Linked DNA regions of Mus musculus: region 2 is linked to region 1. The links are chromatin contacts, found by Hi-C or POLR2A ChIA-PET in ENCODE. All regions are on one chromosome and are shown on one strand. Each heading gives the region's core, a stretch centred on a gene start or an enhancer-like site at or near the end of the contact. The rest is flanking DNA. Distances are from core to core; before and after follow the strand shown. Region 1 holds the start of Hivep2 (human immunodeficiency virus type I enhancer binding protein 2). Region 2 overlaps Hivep2 (human immunodeficiency virus type I enhancer binding protein 2).

Region 1 (5,287 bases), core at 1,768-4,267:
CCCCTCCTATTCTCAAAGCAAAAAAAACTATATTAGATAATTTTCAAAAGAGTCGGCCCTGTACTATTTATTTTATCATAACATTTATTTTAATTATATATACTGTAATCATAATGTTTTATTTTTCTGCACATGAGAACTATACTGCCCACTTCAAGCCTAGTGGTCAAAGAGATTATGACACTCGAAGCACACTGTCCGTCTGTGGATATTGCAGACTCCCTGACTGCTTGGAATAAGAATGCAGTTGTAACCTGATATCACGACTCGTTAGGGCTCCACCAGAATTTTCTCTTAGCAATAAAAAATGAGTTCTACCTTATTCACATGCACAGCGTTCCAGTTTTAATAAAACTGCTGGACCCGCATCCTAAAACTCAAACCCAGCAAGCCCATTATACAACCGTCTTAGGTAACTTGTAACATTGTATCTTGGCATGCCTATAAGACATATAAGCAACCAGGCATTCACAGATCCTAACACATTTATGTATGTAACGATATGTGAATATATCTAAAACAACTTGGTTTGCTCAAGGACAAATAGAATCATTATCACTAAAGGAAATGGGTCTAAAGTTCCATGGCCTTTTTCTGGGGGGGGGGGTACTGAAAATGTAATTAGTATGAATCTTATTAATACTTCAAGTAATTTCTGGGTTTGATTATTCAGGCAAAAGAAACTGCTGAAGAGAAAAAAATAGCCCTCGAAAAGGACTCTGCATTGACAAGAAGAAGAAGAAGAAGAAGAAGAAGAAGAAGAAGAAGAAGAAGAAGAAGAAGAAGAAGAAACAAAAACAGCCCTCCTGTGAGTTATTGAAGTCTTGCTTTGGAAGTGGAAGAAAGTACCAATATAGTTTTTAAATAGAGTTATTTTTAAAATGGCAGAAAAGGAAGAACGAAAAAAATCAGTTCAATTTTTCTATTATAATGAAAGGACCGGAAGCAAGCCTCTCTGTGTTCATTTTAGGCCTAAATAACTGTGCAGAGCATAAGGGTTTTGCAATGTCAGTTGCACACACAGCTTCCTGTGTGAATTCTAAGCCATTACAGGTGTCCTGGGGTTTCCAGTGTAACCTATTATCAAGAGATTCCTCTGGTCGCCTCTATGCTAACCCCTCTGCCCTCTGTTCTCAGCCCAAGCACGTTTCTGCGGGTCTCCTCCAGGCGACTGTATTACAGACCCTTTCTCTTCTCTGCGTCTCCGAGGTGAGAGCGCCCACTTTCCCTTGGCGACGCAAGTCAAAAGCTTTCGCATTCAGAGGACTAGTTCCTGCAGTCCTTTGCACTTAGATGCTTTCAAGTAGGCGACTGAGGAACCACTACAAGAGACCCTGCTTCCCCTCGGTCTCTTCCCCACTGGGAGCCGCATCCCTGCAGCACAACATCCAGAGACCCTCTCCGACCTTCTAGCCTCCACAGAGACTGAGCGTGGAGGGTTGGGGTCGCATTTTCTCCTGTCCTCTGCTGCACTGGATATGTTATGTAAGAGGGACAGGACGCGGGAGGCACATGCGTATAAAGCGCACCGATCTGTGATAACAGCTGGGATGGCAAGGCTGATCTGGAGTCGTTCCCCCACCAAATACGACAGACACATCACCCTCACCACACACACACACACACACACACACACACACACATACATAGACGCTATGTTTTCCTGTCTTAGCCCTACCAGCACCAGACGCACAGAATGGAAAGGAGGGGGTTGGGGGTGAAGGGAGGTGAGAGGTGCGGCGGCAGCAGCACATCTGCTTTGATAGCAGCCAGCAGAGCCGCCGCGGCAGAGAGCCCCTCGTTAACCCCCTTCCTGTGGCTGCACCACGTCATGGAACATTCCCGGAACGGGCCAACGTTCCACCCACTTCAGGGAACAGACATAAAGGCGCAGACCCAGCTCCTCGCGGTGCACTGCCCAAACACACATGTTTCTTCCCGATCCCCCGACCAGAAGCACAAACAAGCATGCAATCCGCCCCCACCCGTCTCCAAGCGCCGGGGGCCAGCCGGCGGCGGCTGGAGCCGCTCTGCGGCCGGTGCACCCGCAAGGCGAGGGCGCCTCCGCCTGAACCTTCCATGGAGACAGTCCCCTCCTTCTTCGCTTCCTTCCTTCCTTCTCTCCTTCCTTCCTTCCTCGCTCGGGAGGAGAAAGGAGTCACAGAAATGCCCAGCGCCAGCGCCTCCGCTGCGCTCGCTCGGCCGCAGGCCGGCAGCCCGGCCCTTGCCGTCCGCTCGCCCGCTCGCCCTCCCGCCCGCACCGCCCCCAGCCCCGCGCCGCGCCGCGCCCCCTCCCCCGCTACTTGACAACGGACCGCCGGCCGCGGCAGCCGCAGCGGTGGCCCGGCGGTGCGCGCCGGTGCACGTCCCTCATTAGTAACCAGGCACATTCCTGCCTCCAGCGCTCCCGCGCGGCCCCCTCCCCCCAGGACATTACGCAAAGCAGCCTCCCCTCATCTGCATAGAACCTCGGCCAGGGTATTCCCCGCATTTCCTAATGCGCCCGACCCCCCCCCCCTTGCTTAGGTCTCCCCCATCCCCGCCTCCTCCGACCCTTACCCCTGGGCCACCAGGAAAGCGGCCGGGGGCGCGCGCCGCGAAGGGGGCGATGGAGTTGGGCGAAGGCGATTTCAGGGTAAAGTGAAACAAGCTCGATCTCTGGTGCAGGCAGGAAAAACACAGAACCGAGGCCACTTACCGAGCCGAGAAGGGACCTAGATTCCCGCCGCTCTGCTCTGCCAGCGGCCGGTGCGCCCTCCACGCACCCCAGGGCTGCACCCAGTACCCAAGAGTCGAAGCGTGGAGGGAGGCTGCTACCCAGCCAGAGGACCTTTCAAGTTGCTCGGGCTCCGGGCAAGCTTCAATGTCCAAGACTCAACTTGGCAAATACTTGTGCCACAGTCACCGAAGATGTCTTTTTTTTTTTTTCTTTTTCCTTTTTCTTTCTCTTTTTGCGGAGACCCTCCTCCACCGGGGAGAGACAGCGCACGGCGGCGCCCCGCTCTCCAGCTCTCCACCCCCTCACCTCCAGCCCGCCTCCCGCCGGCCGCCAGCCTCCCGGCCGCGAGCCCCTCGGGCGGCTGTCAGCTCCCGGCAGTCCGGGTGACAGCGGCCGAAGGAGGGCGCGACGCGGCGGGCGGTGGGGGGGATCCTCGCAGCCGCGGCGGCCGCTCACCTGTAAAGTCACCGCAGCGCAGGAGGAGGAAGAGGAGAGAGAGGAGGAGGGGAGGAAAGCCCCCCGGTGCCCTTGTTCTTGCTGCGGCGGCTGCTCCTCGCCCAGGCTGAGCGTGTCTGGTGGGGGGTGTCTGGTAGCATTTCCTTAAGGACAGAGGGAGGGCGGGCGTGGAGGGAGGGAGGAGGGAGGGAGGCGATCCCCACCGCCAGCCCAGGCTCCTCTTGTCTTTATTTATATATTTATTTATTTTCGGACACTGTTAGGAGATGGAGCCAGGGCGGGGGCCAGGGCCGCTAGGCTGGGGCTTGAGCCGCAGGACCCGGGCCGCAGTTTGTCGGCGTGCGGGAGCCGCAGCGGCCACCTCCCCTCCGGGCTGTGGACGCACCGGGTTATTCCTGGCAGCGCCTCCCCGAACAGAAGTTACTAGGAGGAGTGCGCGGCGAGGGCGGGCGGGGGAGAGGGGAGGGAGGGAGGAAGAGGGAGAGACTCAGCCAGCGACGTCATCGGATCCCCCAGCGCGTCCCTGGGAGGGAGGCTGAACCAGAAAAACCAGTCTGGAGCAGGCCAGCGGGGCGAAGGATGTGCGACCCGGACTGGCCCTGATGCGGGCGCGCGGGGAGGGAAGGTCGCGGTCGCGCTCTCTTGCCTCGGAGCCGAGATCTCCGCTGAGAGCGGGTATCGGCTTGCCACGCAGAAACACTGGCGAGTCTGGAGCGGTCTGAGAATTTCCTACTAGGGTGTGGAAACCTCCTTCGCGCCCATTCCCTTCCCTCTCTAGCCCCCTTTCCCACGTACTGGTTCCTTGTGATCTGTGGGATCCTTACATTTTGCCCGCGTACCAAGGATTTCTCGCCTCTTCACCCTCCAGCTGCACTCACGATTTTGTTAACAATTCGGGTGGTGGTGGGGAATTATGTTGCAGCCCCTGGAGCTCACAGTGTGTTTCACTAGCATTTTCCGTGCCGGGGCGGAAGCACGAAGTTTTCACGAGCTCGAAACGCCCCAATTGCTTTCCCCGGGGTCACTCCCCAGGGCGCCCCGGGTGCACCCTGCTCAGGAAGCCGCCCGCCCTCGTCTGGGTATTCAAATAGGCTAGGGCAGCGGTGCGGGGAGCAGCTGCCGGCTTCCTGGGGGGCCGAGCGGGGGAAAGGGGGCGAGCTGCCACCTCCAGCTGCGCGCTTCTGGTTCTCTGCTAGGGACTGAAATCACACCCAGCCCTGGGAGAGCTGGGCGGGGCTGGGGGAGGGGAAGGGAATCCCAAGCGAGTAGGGGCCGGGACTCTGGCTTCCTCCCCAGCCCGGCAACACCCGGGGGACACCGGGGCTCCCTCGGGCCGTTACCCAGCGTGTGTGGACTCGTGTGCACCCTCAAGGGAGGTTCCCAAGAGGTCGCTGCGCTGGAGCGCAGACACTGGCTTCTGGGCGGTGCCGGCGCCCGGAGCGCCTCCTCCGGGTGGGCTCTCCACGGAGCTCGACCGCGCGCCGCCCACTCTTTGGATTCGAGCGTTCAGGAGCTCCCGGGGCCGTAGCACCCTCTCCCCACCCGCCTGTCCGCGCCGCCGCCCTGCCCGGGGCGGAGTAAACAAGAGACGCACAAGATTTGACCTGGCGCGACCCGGCTTTCTGGCCGGGGTTCCCCCGGAGCAGGTGACTCCGTGGGAGGGGTGGAAATTAGCCTCTGGAATTCCGGGCCTGAGACTTGAACTCTGGTTCTGCTTTAAGGCAGATAATAACTAAGATGTTTTAGGTTTCCATTCACAGTTTTCACAGTTACCGAATGTCAAGACATTAAAAAAAAAAATCGCTACCCTTCTCATTACAAGTGAATATATTAAAAAGGAAGGGCCGCCTCTTTAATGAGTTGGAGAAAAACGCCTTTGGTTTCGTTTTGGTTTTGGTTTTGGTTTTGACCTATAAACAGTATTATGAGAGTCCCCATGTTGTGACAGCATTGCTGTGAAGAGCAACTCTACAAAATGCACTTTTAGTCGCTTTTGGAAGAAGAAAAGTTGGAGATATGCAATAAACTTAATTCTGTGTGTGTGTGTGTGTGTGTGTGTGTGTGTGTGTGTGTGTGTGTGTGTGTGTGTGTGTTTAAATGGATCTCAAACTC
Region 2 (5,287 bases), core at 2,076-4,575, 52 kb before region 1:
CCACTGGACAAAAGCTCCAAAGCTTGCTGGTTCAAATGATGAGTACACCCTGGTGTATCTAAATACCAGTCACCAGGGTCGGGGGAGGCGCTGTCAATCCATGGCTTAGGGCAATTAAGACAGTGCACATAGATATACTGTTAAGCAAGTACCAGTTTGTTGCCATTATCATGGCTGCAGGAAGATGCTACATGCTGACTGATGACATCAGACATATGAGGTAAGAGCTTTTCAGCTCCTCAACCCTCCTAAACCCAGGTAAGACCCTATGAGTGAGCCTGTCCTCTAGTTACCGTCAATAGAATGGGTAGTTTCAGATACAGGGACCAATTGTCTACAGTGCTCCCTGGTCCTCATCTGTGCAATGGCTGATGGGAAGTGGAAAGCATCTTAATTCACAAAACTAAAGAATCCTCCTACTGAACTTGCCAATGGCCCAGGAAAGTAGAAGAGTCATTTATCAAACAAAATATCTTCGGTTTCCCGAGAATGAGCTCCATCTTAAGCAGGTCTCTTGATTTTTCTGACATGTCAATTCTATGACCCTTAACTGTAGGTACTTTGAGGGGTTTCTACTTATTCCTTAAACAACACAAGTGTCATGTGCCCTTACCTAAGAAAATAAAGTTGCTATACTCCCTCAGTGCTCTTAGTTTATGGATTGCTTTGGGAGACAAGGGGCGAGCATGGGCTGAACGCATAACGTTCTGGAGTTCTTCCTTCAGTCTCACTTCCAGTAAAGAGAACACACTAACCAGGAACCTCCTTCAGCAGCTCTGACCCAAGCTGATAAAACAGTCACTTACCCTATACTCAGACTGAGCGACGACAAGCAATGAAACTGTCTCCATAGAAACCAAGTACACAATGGAATCCACTCATGGTTGGGTTCGGGATCTATCTGCTTTAGCAGAAAGGCCATTTGCAGCCAAGCTCTTGCTCTAACTTAGGTTTGCTCATCAAACGCATACCATCACACCTTTAGAGTGTCACAGTACTGAGGATTACAGAAATCATCCTCCAGGGAGAGGGAAAGCGGGGCTGAGGAGGAAGGATAGAGCTACATATATAGTTATAAAAATGCCAAAGCAGATTCCATGCTAAGCTCTGCCAAAAAGAGAACAATTACTCTTACCCATCAGCATGCAGCCTCAAAATTATATTCTCTTTTCCAAATAGAAGCCGTCATCAGATTACAAAAAACGAGGATATCCTGCCGAAACTCAACTAGTTCTTATATGGCATAAGCACAATGCAATCAAGGGACAAGCAGCTATTCCCTCCCACACAAATTATATTCTTCTGTGAAATGTATTTTTAATGAAAAATGCATAGCCCTCCTCCGTGTTTGGTTCTGCGCTCCCACTCCTCCACATAAAAGCATACATTCATTTTGAAGAAAGGGAGAACTGTATACCTCCTTAGGACACCCCCTACACCACAGAGCACAGGAGAATAGACGCATCCTACCCCTCAGATGGATCTTTCCACACACTGTCACTCCTCAAAAAGCAAATCGAGTTGCCAGTGACACCTGGGAGATACTTCAATGGAATCAACCAAGAGGGCTTCACCCATGTTTAAGTGATTTCTTTCTAATCAGATGCATTAAGGAAGCTTAATTTATTCGATTACCAATGACTCAAAACCCCTAGCTCTGAATTTCAATCTCTCACAAGTTTCAAGCGATAAATTGCTTGCTTGTGAGTCACCCTGCTTCTCCAAGGAGCGAGTTCTCAAAGGGAAAGGAAAGGGTTTGGGTAGGTGAGCTTTGCCTGGCACCTGCCTCTCTTTCTTTCTCCTACAGTCATTCGAATTTTAAATGACCAAAACTGAAACAACATGACTTGGCAGGTGATAGGTTTTTGCCATTAGGAAGGCTCATGTGAAAGGAAGAGACAAAAATAATTACAAAATGTCCCATGCCCACTTCATGGAACAGAATGAAACCAAAGAGCTATGAATAAAATACTTCCAGACAGTTTCTTCACCCCACACTTCTTTCTCAGGGTACCAGAGGCAGAGATTATCTCCTAATTTGGTTCCTAGGAAGCAAACTATCAAGAAAGTTGTTGCAGTAAGACTGGTAATGCTACATTAAGAGAAAATGCCCTGATTTTGGAAGGGGTGTGTGGGGGAAATAACAAAATTGGTAAGCAAAATCAGTAATTTCTTTTCATAGTGGAAATCGTCTTAAAAGACCAGAAAAGTAATTCTACCTAAATGAGTAAATGTTATAATTGCATTTCAGTAAAAAGAGTGTTTACATTTTGTCTAATTGGCATTTAAAGAAACCAAAATCATCACCAGAAAGATCGCCACCCACAGAGGCAGCCTAGTGTGCCCTGCCTCACATGTGACCCCCACCCACCTGCTTAAGCCCCGCCTTCCTTCACGCCACAGGAAATTGGGAATCACTTCTGCAAACAAGTAGCAGGAGGAAATGATAAAGACAGGAAGATAAAGAGGAGGAAAGAAGTGGTGTGGAGACAGACAGACAGACCATTTGGGGGAGAGCACACACAGCGTTTTAGATATTGGGGCCAATCTGGCTACAGTTTAGTAATCTTACATTCGTTCGAAAGAAAAAAAAAAGTGGGAAAGGAAGCAAATTAAAAATTCCTGTGTGTTAGTTATAATTCATCTCCACACATATACACAAATGCACAGGTCTCCATAGCTTGTCAAAATAAGGTGCAGGTTAAAAAATAAAATCAGTGCTACATGGATAGCCAACTAAACTCAAACACAAAATTCTTATCACTGTGCCTACTCAACATCTTAAAATTTAGAACCTCTGCTCTTATTCATGGCTAACAACAGCAACAACAATTCAGCTGCTCATGGATCTTTCCAGCAGATATGAAAGGCAACCTCTTAACTAATTAGAATCCTATGCAGCTCTATCCAACCCAGAGTTGCCACCCTCCTCCCCCAGCTGCCCACAGCGGGGGTTCTAACTATCCACTTTCTCGGTCCGGAAATGCACCTTTCCCCACAGGCAGCCACAGCGAAGAGCTAAGGAAAGAGCTGAGCCAGGGATTCGGCTGTTCACAAAAGGAATTCCCCTCCCTTCCCCTCTTTCTCCCTCCCCCTTCTTCTTCTGTCCCTCCCCCGTCATCACTGGTGAATAATATCCCTCACTACCTGCCTTGATCAACACCGTGAGCCCCTGTCTTCAGGCATGCAGGGAATTTAACAGCCTGGAAATTCCTGTTGTCCACTCGCTGAGGTCACAGATAAAGCTAAACAACAGCCGTGGCTCCCATCAATCATAAGTCACTCGCTGGGAGAATGTATGGAAGGAGACCTGATGTAAGCGAGTCACCAGAGAAAATACCCACTGATGACGCATATCCAGGCATAAAAATAGTCACAGGGCCCTCAAAGGGATTATTCAACAGCCTACATTTAGACTTTCTTACAACAGACCTGAAGTCAATGTGCCACAGTAAGTGGCTGAAGTTTAAGTTCAACAGACAGAACCAGGAATAGTTGCTTTAAACATGCTCCCACCGTAACAAGCTGTTTAGTAAGTTTTAGCATCTCTTTCTAAGCATCAAACAGTACCAACCAGCCATCTCACAAAATGCCACAGCATTGTTAATTCTACTCACAACTTTCAAAGCACAATTTCTGCTTATAACACACATGGCCTAAGAACATTAGACTCAAGCAGTCCAGAGATACATTGTCACCACAGGAGATACATAGTCACCACAGGAGATACATAGTCGCCACAGGAGATCCATAGTCATGGCTGTTTCCTCAACTGAAGGTAGGAAAATAGTACAAACTGCAGTTGTGAATCTTTTGTCTCTGGAAAACATGCTTTTAAGTGGAATAAAACTTAATAACAAGGTACACCACAGAAGCTGACATTCTGCTCCCTGTCTTTGCGGTTATAATTGTTCAGAAGTGGTTGGATCATTTATAGGAATAATTATGGTGTGTGTTACATACACCTGCTACATGTGGAACATTTATGTGCTCATTAAGATTAATAGCTCATGAGCATGACCACTGTTCAACAAATGGGTGCATGAAAATAAGAAATGATGAGATCTTAACCAAGCAAGTGACAAAATATTAATGATGGCATAAAGCCTGGATTGTTAGGTTGTTGTTGTTGTTGTTGTTGTTTTATGAGGAGAAAAATATCTTTTTACGTGTATCACAATTATAATAATAATTCAAGTTATTTGTTCCTTTCCCATCCTACTCAAACATATGTGCAGCTTGCAGATCAGAAAAGGCTGGATTTTGACATATTTTCTATCTGAATATCTAAAAATGTTCCCCTCCAAGTTTCCTACGGCGAACAATGAAGGAAACTGGCTATCACAGACCCTAAAATTCAGCCTCAGGATTTGAACACCTCGCCTGCTTGCTATGTCCTCCTCCTTGTTAGCCTTACTTGGCGATTCTCCGAATAATGCAGATTTCCACTGTTGTCATGCAAATTTATCAGCCACACAGAAGGGATCTGTGATAGAGTTGATCTCAGTACCTGATGTTACTGGCTGCCCTGCCTACACGACTAGCAAAGGGCTCTTAGCAACAAGACTGTCACTCTGACAGAGCATTGCGGGCTTTTGTTTTAGAAGTATCTGACTTCTCTGGAACAGCAAAGGTGACACCTTTCTCTACTGGTAAGCTCTTCACCACTTTCCTCAAGTATGATAGCAGGGCTATAAATACAGGTGAAAATTATTTTTAGTTCAAAGATTTTTCACAGAGTGCTCGAATTTCTCTCCTATGCATATGTGTCAACAGTATGTGGCCTAGTTTAAGGAACCTAACCGGAAACGTTCACGGGTGCCCCCTAGTTGAGAATCACTAAGCAATGTGGGAGAAACACATGTGCACTTCTACCGGTTAAGTCATCCATATTGCAGCGGTCTAAACAGCTCAAGCATTAGCATCTGTATAAGCTGTGAGGCCATGATAAGTCCTCCTTTTACAGAATTCCACTGTTTGGTTTTTTTTTTTTTAATAAACAATAAAGAAAATTTAAGAAACAAACAAAAAATAATAAGATGAGACACAATCTGCTTTTCCAAAATGAGAATACTTTATAAATTACTGACTCAGAAACCAAGATGATATACACTAATTTTACACAAGCTCTTGGCTTTTAAATAGCTCAAAATGAGCTAAAGGACTCCGACATGATAGCCTCCAGTCATGCTGGCCTATGCATGGGCAAGTCAACCAATGGCAAGTTCCTTTTGAGCCTTGTTTCCAATTGCACGGAGATAGCACCCGTCAACCCAGGGAGCAAGAT

Evidence for each region. A loop is a pair of places that touch in the nucleus more often than their neighbours do. ChIA-PET counts read pairs that join two places held with the same protein, here RNA polymerase II (POLR2A).
Region 2: a map of heart shows a loop between it and region 1 (4-fold over the local background). The contact joins the enhancer-like site here to the promoter of Hivep2 in region 1. A Hi-C loop is called at or near these places in 11 of 37 maps with a recorded cell type or tissue (Patski, T-helper 17 cell, gastrocnemius and 2 more). POLR2A ChIA-PET finds 5 or more read pairs at or near these places in 1 of 5 experiments (Patski).

What each region holds. Positions count from the first base shown.
Region 1 is chr10:13,964,109-13,969,395 of GRCm38, reverse strand. It overlaps Hivep2 (human immunodeficiency virus type I enhancer binding protein 2), which reads right to left and starts at 3,017. Exons shown (of 9, transcript NM_010437.2): 1 at 2,699-3,017.
Region 2 is chr10:14,015,974-14,021,260 of GRCm38, reverse strand. The region is part of intron 1 of Hivep2 (human immunodeficiency virus type I enhancer binding protein 2); the gene reads right to left. Among named protein-coding and RNA genes, the nearest start is that of Hivep2, 52 kb to the right of the region's middle. Within about 2 kb of position 3,325, at least 2 of the 3 ENCODE cell types and tissues checked have a DNase peak (open chromatin) inside an H3K27ac peak, as active enhancers do; they include heart and left cerebral cortex, where a contact is called at or near this core.